2 separate regions of the Homo sapiens genome follow, and region 2 is linked to region 1. Evidence: read pairs that join two places in POLR2A ChIA-PET (ENCODE). Cell type or tissue: CD4-positive, alpha-beta T cell. All regions are shown on one strand. Links, peaks and the distances in the headings refer to the core of each region. The heading gives the core; the rest is flanking DNA.

Evidence for each region. ChIA-PET counts read pairs that join two places held together with the same protein. Peaks named below come from ENCODE experiments on the same cell type or tissue, not always from the same donor. Only the 100,000 strongest peaks of a DNase experiment are listed, where the experiment ranks them.
Region 2: POLR2A ChIA-PET joins it to region 1 with 8 read pairs; 5 of 35 experiments call an interaction of 5 or more read pairs at or near these places.

Annotation. Positions count from the first base shown.
Region 1 is chr3:18,786,696-18,795,053 of GRCh38, forward strand. No RefSeq gene overlaps it. Among named protein-coding and RNA genes, the nearest start is that of SATB1-AS1, 350 kb to the left of the region's middle. In CD4-positive, alpha-beta T cell, for the core only: no CTCF peak of the experiment used is centred there; no DNase peak of the experiment used is centred there; H3K4me3 peaks cover 416 bases.
Region 2 is chr3:18,429,669-18,438,026 of GRCh38, forward strand. It overlaps a transcript of SATB1 not described here. Among named protein-coding and RNA genes, the nearest start is that of SATB1, 8.5 kb to the left of the region's middle. In CD4-positive, alpha-beta T cell, for the core only: no CTCF peak of the experiment used is centred there; no DNase peak of the experiment used is centred there; H3K4me3 peaks cover 5,878 bases; H3K27ac peaks cover 4,326 bases.

The sequences.
Region 1 (8,358 bases), core at 288-8,287:
GCTGTAGGAATAAAGATTGAGATGTTAGTACCTAAAAGTGAGGAGCAGCAAAAAAAGATGCAAGAGAATGTGACTCAGAAGCAGCCATACCCAAATACCCCTTTACCCCAAAGACTCCAGAAAAGGGAAATGCTTGTAAAGCATTTTGGTGAAATCTTGCTGTTCTGTAGATGTAACTAAACTGGCAACATCCTGTATAATCTATGCATTTTTAAAAGATGTAGAATTGGTGACCTTAGGCATATTTAACAACTCCTTTGAGTTTAAGACTAGACTGGGCAACATAGGGACACCCCGTCTCTCATAACATAACAAACAAACAAACAAACAAACAAACAAACAATCAAAAAACAATTAGCCAGGCATAGTGTTACACACTTGAAGTTCCTGCTACTGAGATGGGAGGACTTCTTGAGCCCAGGAGGTTGAAGCTGCAGCAAGCTGTGATTGTGTTACTGTACTCCAGCCTGGGTGACAGAGTGAGAACTTGTCTCTTAAAATAAAAAGATAAAAAGAAAGAAAACAAAAGAAAGACAAGAAATGAAACTCCCTTGGTCAGCTTTTTTTCATTTTTAAATACTTACACATTCTAATTATTACTGATATTTTAAATATATTTATTAAACAGATATTTATTGAATCTTTCAATATACCACACAATAACCTGAAATTGTTGCTACATCAAGAAAGTCAGTCCAATCGCTGTGCTGATTAAAAATATTGCACCTTAGTCAAACTTGAATAACAGCAAGACCTTCATTGTCTCAAAGTCTGTTTCTGTCCTGTTTCCTTGTCATCCCCAGGAGATGCAGTAGACCCCTACAGAACTGATTGCTTGCCTAAAGATATCAGGATCTGCACTAAGGACAATTTCAGATTTGAAATGTGTCCCAACCCTAAGTCAAACCAAAGAATATAAATCATTGTTCTATTTAATGCAAGGCTACCCTAGCATCTCAGGAGCAAGTTCCCTTCTCCTCCTTACATTGTAAAATGGATCAGGAGCACACAGAATTTCAGAGCTGGGTAAATGAAATTTCAAAAACGACTAATTCTAAGCCTTACCTTCAGTTCTACACAAGAAAACCATGTCTTTGATTTCTATTTACGGGAAAGCTGAGAAACCACCATGGTGGAAAAAGTGTGGGATTTGCATATGAAAACCAAAGTTAATTACAGCAACACTTTTGTTAAATATATATATAAATATATATAATATAATATATTATCTTATATATGTATTTTATATATTATATATATTATATATAATATATAAAATATATATTATGTATTATATATAATAATTATATTATTATATATTATATATAATAATTATATTATTATATATTATATATAATAATTATATTATTATATATTATATATAATATATTATATAATATGTATTATATAATATATTATATATTGATAATATAGTATATAATATGTATTATATATAATATATATTTATAATATATTATATATTTATATTATATTATATATTTAATATATATTAAGTATATTCTATAAATAAATATATTTATTTACATATTATAAATATATTTATATATTAAATATATTTATATATTATATTATATATAAATATATATTATATTTTATATTATATTATAAATATTTATAGATATTTATATATATTATATAAATATTATATATAATATTTATATATTATATATATTTATATATATTTATATTTATATATAATATAAACATTGTATATAAAATATATAACATAAACATTGTATATAAAATATATAACATAAACATTGTATATAAAATATATAACATAAACATTGTATATAAAATATATTATATTATAATATATAATATATTATATAAAAATATATTATATTATAATATATAATATATTATATAAAAATATATTATAATATAATATATTATATAAAAATATATTATAATATAATATATTATATAAAAATATAATATATTATAATATATTATATAAAAATATATTATAATATAATATATAATATATTATATAAAAATATATTATATTATAATATATAATATATTATATAAAAATATATTATATTATAATATATAATATATTATGTAAAAATATATTATATTATAATATATAATATATTATGTAAAAATATATTATATAAGAGATATATTTATATATTATACATATTATCTATAATATATATAGAATATAGATGTATAGATTATATATAGAATATAGATATGTAGATAATATATATCTACATATATTATCAATATTAATATATATTCAGTATATATATCTATATTCTATATATTATTATATATAATATATAGATATATTTATATATGTATTCATTTTGAGACAGGGTCTTACTATATTGTCCAGACTGGCCTCAAAAAAAACATAATTTAAAAATAATATTTATTGATCATTTATTCTCCCAGGCCACATTATAAGAAATGAGGCTATAATGGTATCCATGGATAGAAAAAGTTTCTGGCATCATGGAACTCACTTTAATTTTTGATGGAGGATAAAATACTACTACTACCACTACTACTACTACTAGTACTACTAAGCAAACTGATAAATAACCAGGGTAATTTTAAATAGTGATTATGCTACTGTAGCAGAGATGGCTGCCCACTAAAATCTGTTCTTTTTATATATTGCTGGGAAGTGGCTAGACAGAGAAATACTGTAATGTCCTTGTAGTTAATTTGTGGTCATGGGACTCATTCTCCCCAGTGGAAAGTAAGAGAGAACATTGCGTGCCACTTCCAGGGAAAGTTTCTCTTTCTTTTCCCAGCAGTTGAATGGCAGCCTTAGAGAAGGACAGAGGCACCACATGGAAGTACCCTGGGTCTTTGCATTATTCCAAGTAGAAAATTCACCCTTCAGAAAGGAATACCCATCTTGGCTTCCGTTGTCTTGGAGTCATTCCACATTGCGGGGGTGGTGAGGGAATGTGAGCAAACCTTCCCTAACTATTACAATAATACAGCAATGAATAAAATATAACAGGAAGATATGATACGGCACAACAGGAGGTTGAGCTGAAGGCAATCTGAGAGTAGAGTGATAGTGGAATACCTCTCTGAGATGACATTTGTGCTAAGTCCAGCCATGTTAAGATCTGGGGGAAAAGCATTTCAGACAGTGGGAGCAGCAAGTGCGAAGTCCCTGAGGCAGGAAGGGATTTAACATGCTAGTGGGACAGAAGGTTCATGTGACTGGAGTAACATAAGCAAGAGAGAGACAGTTTTGAGAGGAGGTGAGAGAAGTAAGTAGGGATGAGAGCATGTAGAACCTGCTTGGCCATGGTAAGGAGCTTAGATTTTATCTCAAGTGTGAAGGAAAGCCATTGGTATTTTAAGATGGAATAGGGGGTCAATGATAAAAACAAAACAAAACAAAACAAAAAAATGCATTCTGAATACTGGGTGGAGAATGAGTTCTCTTGGGCCAGAACTAGAATGGAATTTACTCTTGGAAGAGTACAAACTCTTTAACATGTTTTGTAAGTCCCCCATAGTCTGGTTCTTGATTCCATATTCATTGCTCACCATTATCCCTCATACTTGACTAGTGATAGTCAACTTTCTCAGTTCCTGCTCTGCTTTACTGTTTTCCTAGAGCACCTTTTCTCACAGCTCTATTTCTTTCCCTACTCCTACATGGGGCTCTAATAAACATTTCCAGTCATATTTTGAGTCCTACTCATGTTGATCTACTTTTAGATCTGGTATTATGCCATAGCTTCTTTTACTCCTGGGCCTTTGCGCATGATATTTCACTTTATCCTGATCTTGTTAACTCCTGTTCATCATTCTAGTCTCAGCTTAGCTGGTAGTTCACTTTAAAAAGCCTTCTCTTCTTTTCTAAGCATGAGTAAGATACTCTACTCAATGCCCTCAGACTCCTGTGGAGCTTTGAGGTTTGCACTGCATTATAACTGCCTATCCATTGGAGTATAAACTCTGTACACCCACAATCTTCGTTTCTACAGTGACTGTCACATAAATCAGGCATTCAACAAATAAAGGTTGAATGAACAAATAAAATCAATACCAAGTCCAAAGGGCTTTTTCAAGGCTACAGATGAGAGATGAAGCCCTGACTTAGAAGTTAAAATGGGATAAGATCAGGGATAAATGGAGATTCATGAAAATGTTCTCATATCATGAGGCACCTCCTTGCTGGTTGTTGGCTTAAGGACATACTGGCTTCCTTCAAGGTATAGAGTCAAGCTCATCACTGCCTCAAAGAGAGGACAGCTCTTTGTAAATTAGAAAGCATTATATTAACATTAAATAATATTTTAAAAATATACAAACATATTATTATTATTATTATTTTTACAGGCACTTGTGATTGACTCATTTTTCTGTCCAACAGAGAAAAACAGCTTGTGAATTTTCTTAAACATGCAAACGTTCTTGTCTGGAAAATGTTTGGTAATAAAGGTCACTGTGAACTTCTCAAGGATCTCAGTGGGACAGAAGCAGCCTTTATTTATGTGTATTTATGTGTTATTCGCTGATGGCTTTGCTGAGGAAAGCTATATTGTCAAGTGCCCTAATTAAGAAATAATAATGTAATTGATTTTTTATGTATTATCTTCAATTGAGTCCCTTTACAACAGCAAACTCTCATTGACTACTCGGGATAATTGATGGCTTCTCAGCACAATGCCCTTGGCTGATTGCAGAGCCGTTGATGCAGCGTCTGATAATGATCATAAGCCAGCTCGGTTCTCAAAACGGAGACCCTTAGAAAAGCAGCAAGCTGAAGCGCAAAGGGTGTTAATTCACTGAGGGACACAGGTCAAGTCACTTTCATTTTTGCAAAATGAGGGGGTTGAACTAAATCAACGGCTTGAAAACCAAACATAAAAATTCAGCAGAACTCCTTTATCGCACACATTTTCTGTAGGAGCCATGTCTGTAAAACAGGTCCAAGTGGTGTTAACTTCGGTTGAAGAGAGGTTGGGAATGCAGAGCTGGATCTAGCTCCTCACTTCCTCCCACCAGAGCAGACGCTAAAGGATTCCAATATGCACAGTTTGAAAACTCCTGGACTAGATGATCTGTAAGCGTGACTCCAGTTCTAAAATTCTAGGATTCTGTGATATAACTTCAAGGACTCCAGGATAAACCAAAATAGCCATTAGTCTCAGCTTTGGAGTAGCTGCATCACGAAGCCTGTGCATCACAGTCAAGTCAGAATATCAAACTTGGCTCAGAACACCCAGGCTGTGCCGCAAGCAGAGTGGAGCAGTTTGTGCCTCTGATTTTAGTGATTTCATGCTGTTGTGCGTGTATATGCCTGTGTGCGTGCGCGCGCACACACACACACACACACACACACGTTGAGTTAGTCCACGATGTTATAGGAGCTCTGAGTTTTCTTATTTTAGCAGATTTTTGTGGGGTTGTGAGGGGGCTGTAGTTGTTGAGGAGAGGGAAGCAACAGCTGTCGGGGACCAGTGAGTATTGTGCTAGACATTTTATAAAAGGAGATGTATTACTCACATTCATTCATGAGAAAATTAAAGTTCTGAAATGTCAACCAAGGCTACAGTAAGTCTCTATGACTCCAAAGCTCACATTTTTTACTACATGTGATTTCTTCTTATACTGAGAGATCCAGTTAGATTGTTGTGGAAGGAGAGTGATTAATATACACAATCATTCTGAAAAACTCCTGTCAAATGTAAATAAAATGTTACACTTTTATTCTTTGAGGGCTTTAAGGAATGGGATACCTGAATCAGTGCCATTTCAACTAGAGTGTCCTAATATATGTAGAATAGTGTTTCTGGACAGAGGATGATTTTATCCCCTTTCCCAAAGGTACATTTGGAAATGTGTGGAGACATCTCTGATTGTCACAATTCTGGGGTGGGAGGTGTCTATTACTGGCATCTACTGGGTAGAGGCCAAGAATGGTGTTAAACATCCCAAATCTAGCCCCACAACAAAGAAGTATATGGCCCAAAATGTTAATAGTACCAACATTAAGAAACCTTGATCTAGAGGTATTAAAGGAGGTGTTACCAAATAAGTTGATGAAAGGCAAGTATGGGAATCCAGATATAATTTCTAACTTATTTGATTCATTTAGAATTTTCTTGAAAGTCCGCTGTAAAGATTCTTAGTAAGACAATGATACCTTGATTAATAAGTCTCCTGGGAATGAAGATTAAGCCCTGTGTAAAACACTTACACATACAAGACGCATTTTCATAAATCATCTGGAGCAGAAGTTACTATTATTAGGGTTCCAGAAACACCGACCTCCAAACTTATATTTTATCTGTACCATTCATAAGGTCCTCCTCACCTCATATGCCGAGGTGACACTTTTTGGTCATCAGATGCCAAGGCTCTTCTATTCCCTTGAAGATAATCTTCTTTAAATTTTCAATAATACATGCATTTATTTTAGGTTGATTAAATGAAGCTTTGTATATATGGTAGGCAGAATAATGTCCTTTCTGTCCCCCAAAGACATCTACATTCTGATCCTGAAAACCTGTAGTAAAAGGGACTTTGCAACTGTGATTTAAGTTAAAGATTTTGAGAAGGGGAGATTATCCTGGATTAAACATGTGGGTCCAATGTAATCAGAAGGGCCCTTAAAAGGTGAAGAGGCGAGGCAGCAGCAGCAGCTAGAGTGATATAATGTGAGAAGGACTCAATGTCTTTTTGCTGGCTTTGAAGATGGAGGAAGGGACTGTAAGCCAAGGAATTCAGGTTGCCTTTCGAAGTTGAAAGAGACAAGGAAAGGAATCTTACCCAGAGTCTACAGAAAGAAACACAGCTTTGATTTTAGTCTACTGAGACCTGTGTCAGCGTTCTGACCTCAGAACTGTAAGATAATAAACTATTTTTGTTCAAGCCACTAAGTTATTTATTAGAGCAGCTACAGAAAACTAATATAGTATGTTACTCCCACCAGGTCCGACAGGATGCTCTGCTTAAGCATTAATGAGCTCTGAAGGTATTAAGAGGTTGGTAAGGGACCCACTCCCAGACATGTTTTAATTCCTTGATAAACATGGAGAAATTAGATTCCTGCATGAAGTTGGAGCAGGAGGATGCTAGAACACCAGTGTTTGGGATAGAGACAAAAAGAAGAGAAAAAATTGAAAACGTATGTATTCAACCAGCCACTCCTAGGGTCTAGATCTGGTATTCTAAAGTAAGAATGTCCAACAGAATGTTAATGCAAGCCACACATGTAATTTAAAAGTGTTTAGTAGCCAATAAGAAACAGGTGAAATTAATTTTAATAATTTGTTTACCCCAATGTATCTAACATTATCATTTCAATAGGTAATCAATATAAAAATTACAGATGGAATATTTTACATAATTTTTCATGCTAAGCCTTTGAAATCTGGTGTGTATTTTACACTTGCAGTACATCTCAATTTGGACTAGCCACCTTTCAAGTGCTCAGTTGCCACATGCGACAGCTACCGTATTTGGCAGTGTGTCTCTACAGAGGTAAGAGATGCAGGCTACACCTGAAAAGATTATATTGATGGAAAAACTTGGGAAATTCAAGGCATTTGAAATCCTACCTTAGCAGCCAGGTGACAAAGGTGCCGTAAGTGGGATAGAGAGTACCTGTCCCCATTTTTGTGTAACTCATGGCAACAGAATCTGGAAGGAATTGTGAAGAGAATGATCTTGAGAAGATCACTGCAGCAGACACATGATCCAAAACCCCCCACCCCAACATGAACAAAGGACAGTCTATTTCACTGGGCCTTCAGAGCAGAATAACCATTCCAGAGCTTTGTCTGGATGCGTGCATTTCTTGTCTGTCATTTTAGCTCATAGATTTTAGCTGGAGAAGATCCCTGAATGAGCTTCTAAAACATTTTTCTCATGGTAGGTGGTCTACAAGTGTTTCTTCAATGACTGAATCATTAAACAAATGATTTATTTAAGCCGACTAGGAGGATTTAATCATTTTCTTAGCATAAAAACTAACAAACAGCCAGTCAAAGGAATGCTTTTGGAATTTTGTATTATATAACCTTGTATCACCAATGCCTGGCACGTAGTAGGTGATATTTGTTTTTAGAATGAAATACTTGGCTTCTATTTAGAGATCATCCTAGTGCTAAAACTAGCTAAGCAACTTGTTCCATGTTTGGCTAATGGGATATCAGCACAGCATATTTTTTTGTTGTTAATGAGAAAGGCAGTGGTTCTGTTACGCCCATGGAAAAACACACCAAAACAAAAATATCTAATACAACATAACTTTTTAGATTTTTTCTATTATTAGCCCCAGTGAGTGCCGACAAATGCTTGTAGTTTACCACAATGCCCAAATCAAAACCCTCAAATGGTATG
Region 2 (8,358 bases), core at 267-8,266, 360 kb before region 1:
AGAACTCTGATTAAACTCTCTGACTAATTATGCAAGAAGTTCTGGCCCCCATTATATACCCTCACAGAATCTTGTATTTCTCCTTTGAAACAGTCATCACAGTCTTAATTAATTAACAATTTGGGTAATTACTGGCTTAATACATGTCTCCCTTACTAGACTGTAAGCCCTATGAGAGCAGAGACTGGGTGTCTTGCTCACTGCCATATTACTAGGAATTTATACAGTGTCCTTGTAATATTTATATTATAAATGAATAAATGGGAACAAAAGCTCACAGTGTCACTTGCAACCAATTTCCACTACAAATTGCATTGACAGTTTTTTAAAGTGATTGTAGGAAGAGGGAACATTGAAGAAGGTGGCTATATCATTTAAATTTGAATTAATTTAAATGAAATTTATGATTTAATTCCTCATTCACATTTCAGGTGCTCAATAGCCCCATGTGACTAATACTCTAATAGCGGACAGTGTAGATTACAGAACACTTCCTCACTGCAGAAAGTTCCATTGGACAGTGCTTACCCTAGAGAACTCCTTTAAAAGACAACTAAGGGAATCCAAGACCTGGCCAGGAGGAGTCTTAGAGGTGCTAAATGGCTTTCAGACATTCCAATGACATCTGAGTCAAGATAATTTTCCATTTTAGAATTAGCCTGTAGATCTGTAAAGTTGCAGGAAATGATACCTGTATACTGCTAAATACAAATTTAAGAACTTTCTAGACATGTCTGTACTTGAAAGGGTTCTGTAATACATTTTAAGTAATGTGTTTACTCCAAAAGCTGCTTTCCGTGAACATTTAAGTATCTCATAGGTGAAGTTAAAAATCACAGTCATTCCCACCCTTACCCCTGTACCTATATTATATAAGCATAGCTACCCTTAGAAATGCCTCTCTGGAAGCATTAATGTAGATACCTACTCGAACTGGGAGGGCATCCAGATAACAAATAATGATGCACTGCAGAGAATAATGGCAAAAAGCTTCAAAATGTTGCAGGCGAGTTAAAGGAGTGATGATAATGAACTCTAAATATAGGGTTTAAGGATTTTTTGGTTTTGTTTTCTTCCCCTAAGAAGTTGAGTTTCAGTTTTAGCTAGAATGATAGCGATCAAAAGTTATTTCCCTAATTACTTGGCATAGATGTAAATACAGAGTGGTAATTCATGATACAGTTTTAATAGACAAAGGTCATTATAGTTGAGGGGGAAAAAACCCAATGTTTATGTTTGTTTTGGGAGATCTGGAGAGGGAAAACGAGCAGCCATTGCAGCTGGCTTCTGGAAACCGACAGGATATCTGGGCCTTTTACTCAGAAACAATACTGTTTCATTGGGAACTTCATTGGAAAAAAATCTTTTAGCTACCTTTCCTTCCATGGATGTCAGTATGGATCACTTATTTGACAGGGCACGGTGGTAATAATTCCACCAAAATTGGTACCTTTATCTGGACCCAGATCCAAAATCGAGTAAGAAGAAGGAAGGATTCTTGAAATTGCCCTAGAGTCCACAAAGATGCCTCATTTTTTTCCTGTAGCTCGTGGAGTGCCCTTCATGTCCCTTCTCACTTGAGGACCTCCTTTCTGCTATCTTCTTTAACGTGCAGCTTGATTTCCCCTTGTCAGTCCGAAGCCTTCTCCAGTTGTTAGTTATTTCCTTCTCCATGCTCCATCACACTGCCTGAATGCAATGTGACATTTCATATCTATCTATATGTCTGCCTCTCCAAACTGCAAGACTCTAAGCATCTTGAAGGTTTACTCATGTATATATTTCTGCATTCCCTTTGACAGTCTTAGGACGTAAAACCAGGTACTGAGATCACAATCCAGATGTCCAGGCTGAACCCCACTGCAATTAAATCAGAATGGCTGAGGATGAGGAGAAGACATTCAGTTTTTTAAAGCTCTCAAGGTGATTCTCATATACAGCCAGGTTTGGCATCTACCAGGTTAGGTGATGTTTTAGAGACAGAGAATCAAATACTCAGGACATCTCTGAGGTGGTTTTTAACTCACTCCTGGAGTCACTTGGAAAAGCTAACCTGTTGTATGAACCAGCAGTAGACCAAAATTTGAGAAATGTATATGTGGGCAAGCTACTTGTTTCAAATTTCTAAAAAGGCAATAAAAGTGGGGGCAGGAAGCTACTGGATCATTGATTTGGCAAATAAATACATGCTATTTGAGGAACCATAATAAACTAGCATTTGGGCACTTGTTTGAGATTTACTGGGGTGCCAGAAATCCTGTGCAGGTATGTTATTTATCATGATAGACATTAAGTGACTAACCACAAAATTATACATGGAAGTACAGTTCTCAAACCAGTCTATTATTTACTGGAGCCAGAACCATCCAAGTTTCCTCTAATTCTTTTTTCAATATAACATGATTTTTCTCTCAGACAACTGTTCAACCTTGAGTGGGCTTCTCTTTGAAGGGCTGAAAACTGTTCAACTTATTTCCAGACTGTCACTGCACTTGAACAGAACCAAAGTATTTAGACTGTCCATGTCAAGGAGCCAACTGCAAAGCATCCTAGACCTAGTTGCTGTGCCTTTAATATTCTCAGAAAGCTCGAGGTAAAATCCTCCAATTTTTAATTCCGGTGAAATCGAACAGCAACTGTTCCCAATCAACTTTTAACCAAGATGTACATATCAACCAAATTTCCTTAGTTGATATGAATGTTATTTCTAATCTTTCCTAGCTTAATTGGAGGGAGAAAGAATTCGCGATAACAATGGTCCTGAATCCTTGTCCAGGTCATTTTTGTGGCAACATCAGCCAAAGGCAATATCTGATATTGTACTGCTATGCCCACCACCATAAGGCACTGGACGAGGCATTGTCCGTTGGAAGGAAAGCCACCATCAGAAACAAATGCTTCACACCTGGACAATAATTAAATACTACTGTAACACTTGAAATTTGTTGAAGTGAAGGAGAAATTAAATTCAAAACTAAAGCACATTGTATTTGGGCTGATAGAAAAAGAGTTGGAAACAAACTGTGGTGATGGTTGCACAACAGTGTGTATGTAATTAATGTCACTGAATTGTACACCTAGAAACAGTCAAAATGGCGTATTTTTTAACACATATTTTACCATATAAACATTTTCAAAAAAAAAAAAACAAAAGCAAAACAATCTTTCATGTATGCCTAGTATTGGCAGATATATAATACCAGGAAAATATCATGCCAAGCCTCAGAGAAACAATGAGCTACATCACATTGAACAATCCCATCCCCACCCCAATCTTACATTGCTTTGTCCTTACCTGCTAACAGCTACAGTCCAGTCTATGCTACACAATTAATATGATGAATACCTGACCCAAGGATAATTAACATGGATTGGTAATTAGAGACCAAGATCCCACTCACTTTGAGGTTCCTTCAATGTAAGAAAATGGTTCTCTTTTAAGGTTTTATTCAATACAATATCTTAGCCAAAAAAAGAGAAAGGCGCATAGACAAAAACAAACAGGAGTTCCTTAAGTCCAAAAAATTCTTTTGGAATGTTTTTCAAAACAGTAAAAATTAACTATATGCATGAAATAGATTTTCTCTGTTACACAGTACTTTGAGTGTCACGCTCATATATGCAGAACAGCTGCAATTGTAACAACTGTATAAAGTACTAATTTGCAAATTGTCTACATAAAAAGACTTTAGATTCTATTTTTTTAATAAAAGAAAATTTTGTTTAAAAAAACGCTTTCAAATTTAATCAGCTCAGTTACTTTTTTAGTGCTAGTAATAAGGATGAAAGTATATCTACATATAATAATTTGAAATATCATCTTTTCCTGTACTGTTCCACATTCAGTTTTCATATCATCTATTCCTATGGATTTTATATTAAAAACTTGTATTAATGATGGAGTTTTTAATGATTTGGAAATTCATGTATAAATCATTTTATTGAAGTTCGTATCTGTATTTTTTTCTTATACGCATAATTAAGGAATGCTAATAAAGTGAAACCAACTTACAAACATATATTTATTATGTGTAAAAGCATTAAATAAAATACTAAAAGACAGCTTCACAGTATAGCTATGCTTAAGGCATATCCAGTTACCTATCTTGTAGGTGCCTTTTTCTTTATTAATGTGTTCATTTAAAAATTTATTAGATAACTAGCATGGACTATACATGGACATTTTGAGCCAACATGAAGGAAAAAGTTGATAAATAATGCCACAGTAGAACTTTAAAAAAGAACTAGAGAGCCTTGAGGCTGTTTTTTAATCATTTATTTTTATTTATTTTGCAAAGACTTTTCATTTGTGTTATTTAATACATAAATACACTTGAGAGAGAAACAAATAGCACATTTATGAAAAATTTTGATGGAAACCAGCTTTCTGTTTTAAGGCTAGACTGCTTTAAAGGTCAATATCCACTATTCTTCTATTACTTTTACAGTTGAAGAAACACTACATATTCACATTATATTTAATAAAAATTAACCTCTCATCTCTTCTTTGAGGTAACAAGGCTCTCAAAAATAACTTTTTATTTCGCTTTGTGCAAAGGGGTTTTGTCACTAAAAATTTACAACACTGCAACCAAGTGTAAATGTATCTTCAAGGCTGGCATATGCCGCAGTTTAGGATGTAAAACCAAATCTTGTGGCATTCTCAATAGATTTGAAAAATCCAATTGTTTGGCCAACATCCAAGTAAGAATAAGTATATATATATATATAAAATATACACATAGCATAACATTTTTATATGTACACAGATAATATTTGCATGTTATACAAGAGAGTATTCCACAATTTAAAACTAGTCTACCACAGTTTTCATCAGAAAGCCTTTAAAACTCAGAGGTAGTATAATACCCCTACTATTAAGTAACTCCCACAAAAAGGAACATAAGTCACATAGTGGGAAAAGTAGTGGAGAAAAGATAGAGAAACTAGATTTGGGTCTTGCTTCTTACTCTACTCACTAGCTGAGTGATCCTTCATTAGTTAAGCAGGATCAGGTTCCGTATCTATAAAATGAATGGATAGAGTCTGATCATCTTTAAGATCACATAAAAAATCTCTTTCTTCAATTAAAAAAATTAAGTTCACTTGAAAGAGAAAATATAAATATAAGGAAATTTCTCACATGCTACGTTAGATGTTTATCTCTATATAAGAGACAGGTGTCAAACAAACAAATAAAAAAAAAAAATAACCGCTAAGGCAAAGAGAAACTTTAACTCACCAGATTCCATCTGTTACATCTGAATTCATGCATAATTGATTATCCATGACTGGTAAATTCTTTTCTCACTAGCCGACCACAATTTTCTAAACGTTGTGTATTAAATCACTACTAAAGTAGACTGCATTTCAGAAACGGCATGGGGCAGAATACCAATATTTTAAATGAAAAATTACATGCCGGTTAGTAATAATACAGCTGACCTATGTTTAAGGGAGAGAAATTTTAATCATGTGCATATTAAATATTAATAACCTATTCTGTTATTGTTATAATAAGGTTAAGTAGGCTTCTCCATGCTTAAAGAAAGAGGGAGAAGTAGGAATGCATAATGGTGCAAAAAGATACAGAGACAGGAGACAGACATAAGGAAAATGTGTCAACAATAAACAAGAGGAAATGAGAAAGAAGGAAAAGATGAAGGTGGAAACTAATCTCTATGTGTCATTATGACTGCCAGAGTACTGGCAAAGAAGCAGCATCCTTTTATTTCAATTTTAATCATTTCTGAATTTTAATACCCGGCTCCTTTTGTAATTCTCCTGGCATTCCCCATATGCCTCCATCCCAGCCAAAACACCAGTGTAAATTAAATGGCAGGCAACCACACCACTGATGTAGCCTCCCCAAAGAACCCACCAGGTGACCAAAAGCAAAAAAGGTATGTCTACCTTATGTCCCTGAGGACCTCTAGCCAATTAACTGGCTGAATGTTTTCTACTTTCTTTAATTTTGAAAAGAAGGACAGTAGTTAGGTAATCTACAGATAGAGAATCATTAAAAAAAAATAAAGCAAGCCAGTAGTAATACAATAATCAGTGACCATCAGGGCCTGGAAAAATGAGTTTGCTCTCATTGGCACTAAGGAGCATCACATGATTATTTAATTACAGCTCTAATTTTTGTCTCGTGGATGGCAACATATCAACAATTAATAGGGCAAATAGAGGAGACTGTGTTTTTAAAGAGACAGAATGTGCATGATAATGTAATAGGTCACACAGCAGTGCACCACTTAAGAAATTCTGTCTTTTGTGTAACTAAATAGGACTGTCTTACAAGCAGCCCCACTCATATTTTAAAATGAAAATAAATTTTAAAAGGAAGTGTCTTTTTTAGATAACTTTCATAGAATGCCTAGAACTTTTCAGAATATTTTGGATGCAGCTAACACAACCCTACTGCAATTTCAGAATTAGTTTTAAGGAATGGAGTAAAATATTCATATACAAACACTCCAAATCTTAGAGTACTTTTCAAACAATGTATTTAAGCTGCAATGAAAAATATCTTTTTATGCAATAATTACAGTAGTATTTATTCAATGGGAGCCTGAAAAACAATCATTATTGTAGGAAAGAACGCATAGAAGGTCAATCAGCCTTGAGGCACTAGTCCATAATATTTTTGGTTCTGGAATATCAGAAGGATGGCTACTTGGTGGCTCAAATTGCAAGGAACTCAGGGGAGTGCTCTGTTTGACTCCGGTATTGTTTGTTACCACAACCAAACACCAAAGAATGAAGCTGAGCAGGCACACTTAACCTAATACTGAAGGTCAGACAATGAGGATAGAACAGAGACCCAGGTGCTACCAAAAAAAAAAAAAAAAAAATCATCCAATTATCCAGAAAATGAGGCATGTGCAGATTAAGTGTTCAGATAACCCTAGTAAAAACAGAAAATTAGAAAGAAAATTCTCTTTGCCAATAAATCTTTATCGGCACAAGCTACATTTTATATTTTATCATTAATTTAGCAATTCTTTAATGAGTGCTCAATACGTACAAGGCACAGAATGCTAACTATGAACTTTCTGTTTTATATAACACAGACATACCTTATTACTTACTTACTTTTTTGTAGTTTAATACTTACAGAAATATATAGCAGCTTCTACAAACTTCAGAAAGTGGGAATACTAGTGCGTTTTTAAGAGCCATATTACGAGGTTACAAGATCTACAAATTCAAATCAACCAAGATAACTCAAATAGTTAACCAATTTGATAGAATTGTCTAAGTAAGCCTAAGTCCAGCTTTAAATCCCTCTAGTTTCAGTAACCCATTGTTTTGCCATTCTAGAAGCCATAGTGAAAATCCAGGTTTGAGATTTAGACAATGAAATAATCTTAGAACTACCTCTGTGATTAACTGCTGAAATGTATGTAGAATATTAGGTTATATAGAGTTTTAAGTAATCACAATTTGGCTAAAGAAAAAGTGACTAAAATTATTCCACAAAAAGAAGTATTAAGAGGAGCAAAATCAATTAAATAAGCTTTTAATGGATTATGTTGGCCGAAGTCATCAAAAAACAAGAAAACATGGGTATCTCAAAATACAATTTGGAAAAACTAAAACCACTGAGGAGCAATAATTTCTAATGACACTGGAAAGAAAAAAAAACAGGAGAAAAATTTTATAACCCAGTGAAAAGTTTTAAAATTAAGTTGCTTTAGTAGAAAACCTTTCATAATTCTGAACCAAAACCCTGACTCCATACATTCTAAAAGATTTTTTTTAAAGAATCAAGCAAGCAGCCGCTTGTATGTTAAGAGTATACATCATTCTTTTTTAACATGGTTGTTAATATATAGTTAACATGTCTCAGAAAAGGCTGTAATTAACTGTCTACTGCTCTAATAACACTAATAAGCATACAGTATTATTAAAATACAGTGATTCTATACAAACTGTCATTGTTAAACTTTTAAGATAATGTTCTAAATTGTTTCTGAGTCCTCTTGAACCACCCAAAGGGAAATGCAACTCTAAGAAAATTTTTAAAACATAGTTATTAAAATATTGTTTTTTCCTCCCACAGTCTGGAGATCACTGTCTACCATTAAACAGTACATCTAAGTATCATTTCAGTTGGTGAAAATACAATGGGAAGCATTTGGATTATTTTACAAATTCTATAGATTTTTTAAAAATTTAAAACTGTATGCATCTTAATTTAGTACTTCATTCATTGATAAAATATTTTCTGGGGGAAAGAAAGGCTTGCTATATCAAGAATCACATAGCCTTGTTGTTAATCCCCAATGATTTCCATTGTCTGTTTCACTAGAACAGGAAAACTCAATTGCATTCAATATCAAACAGCTAATT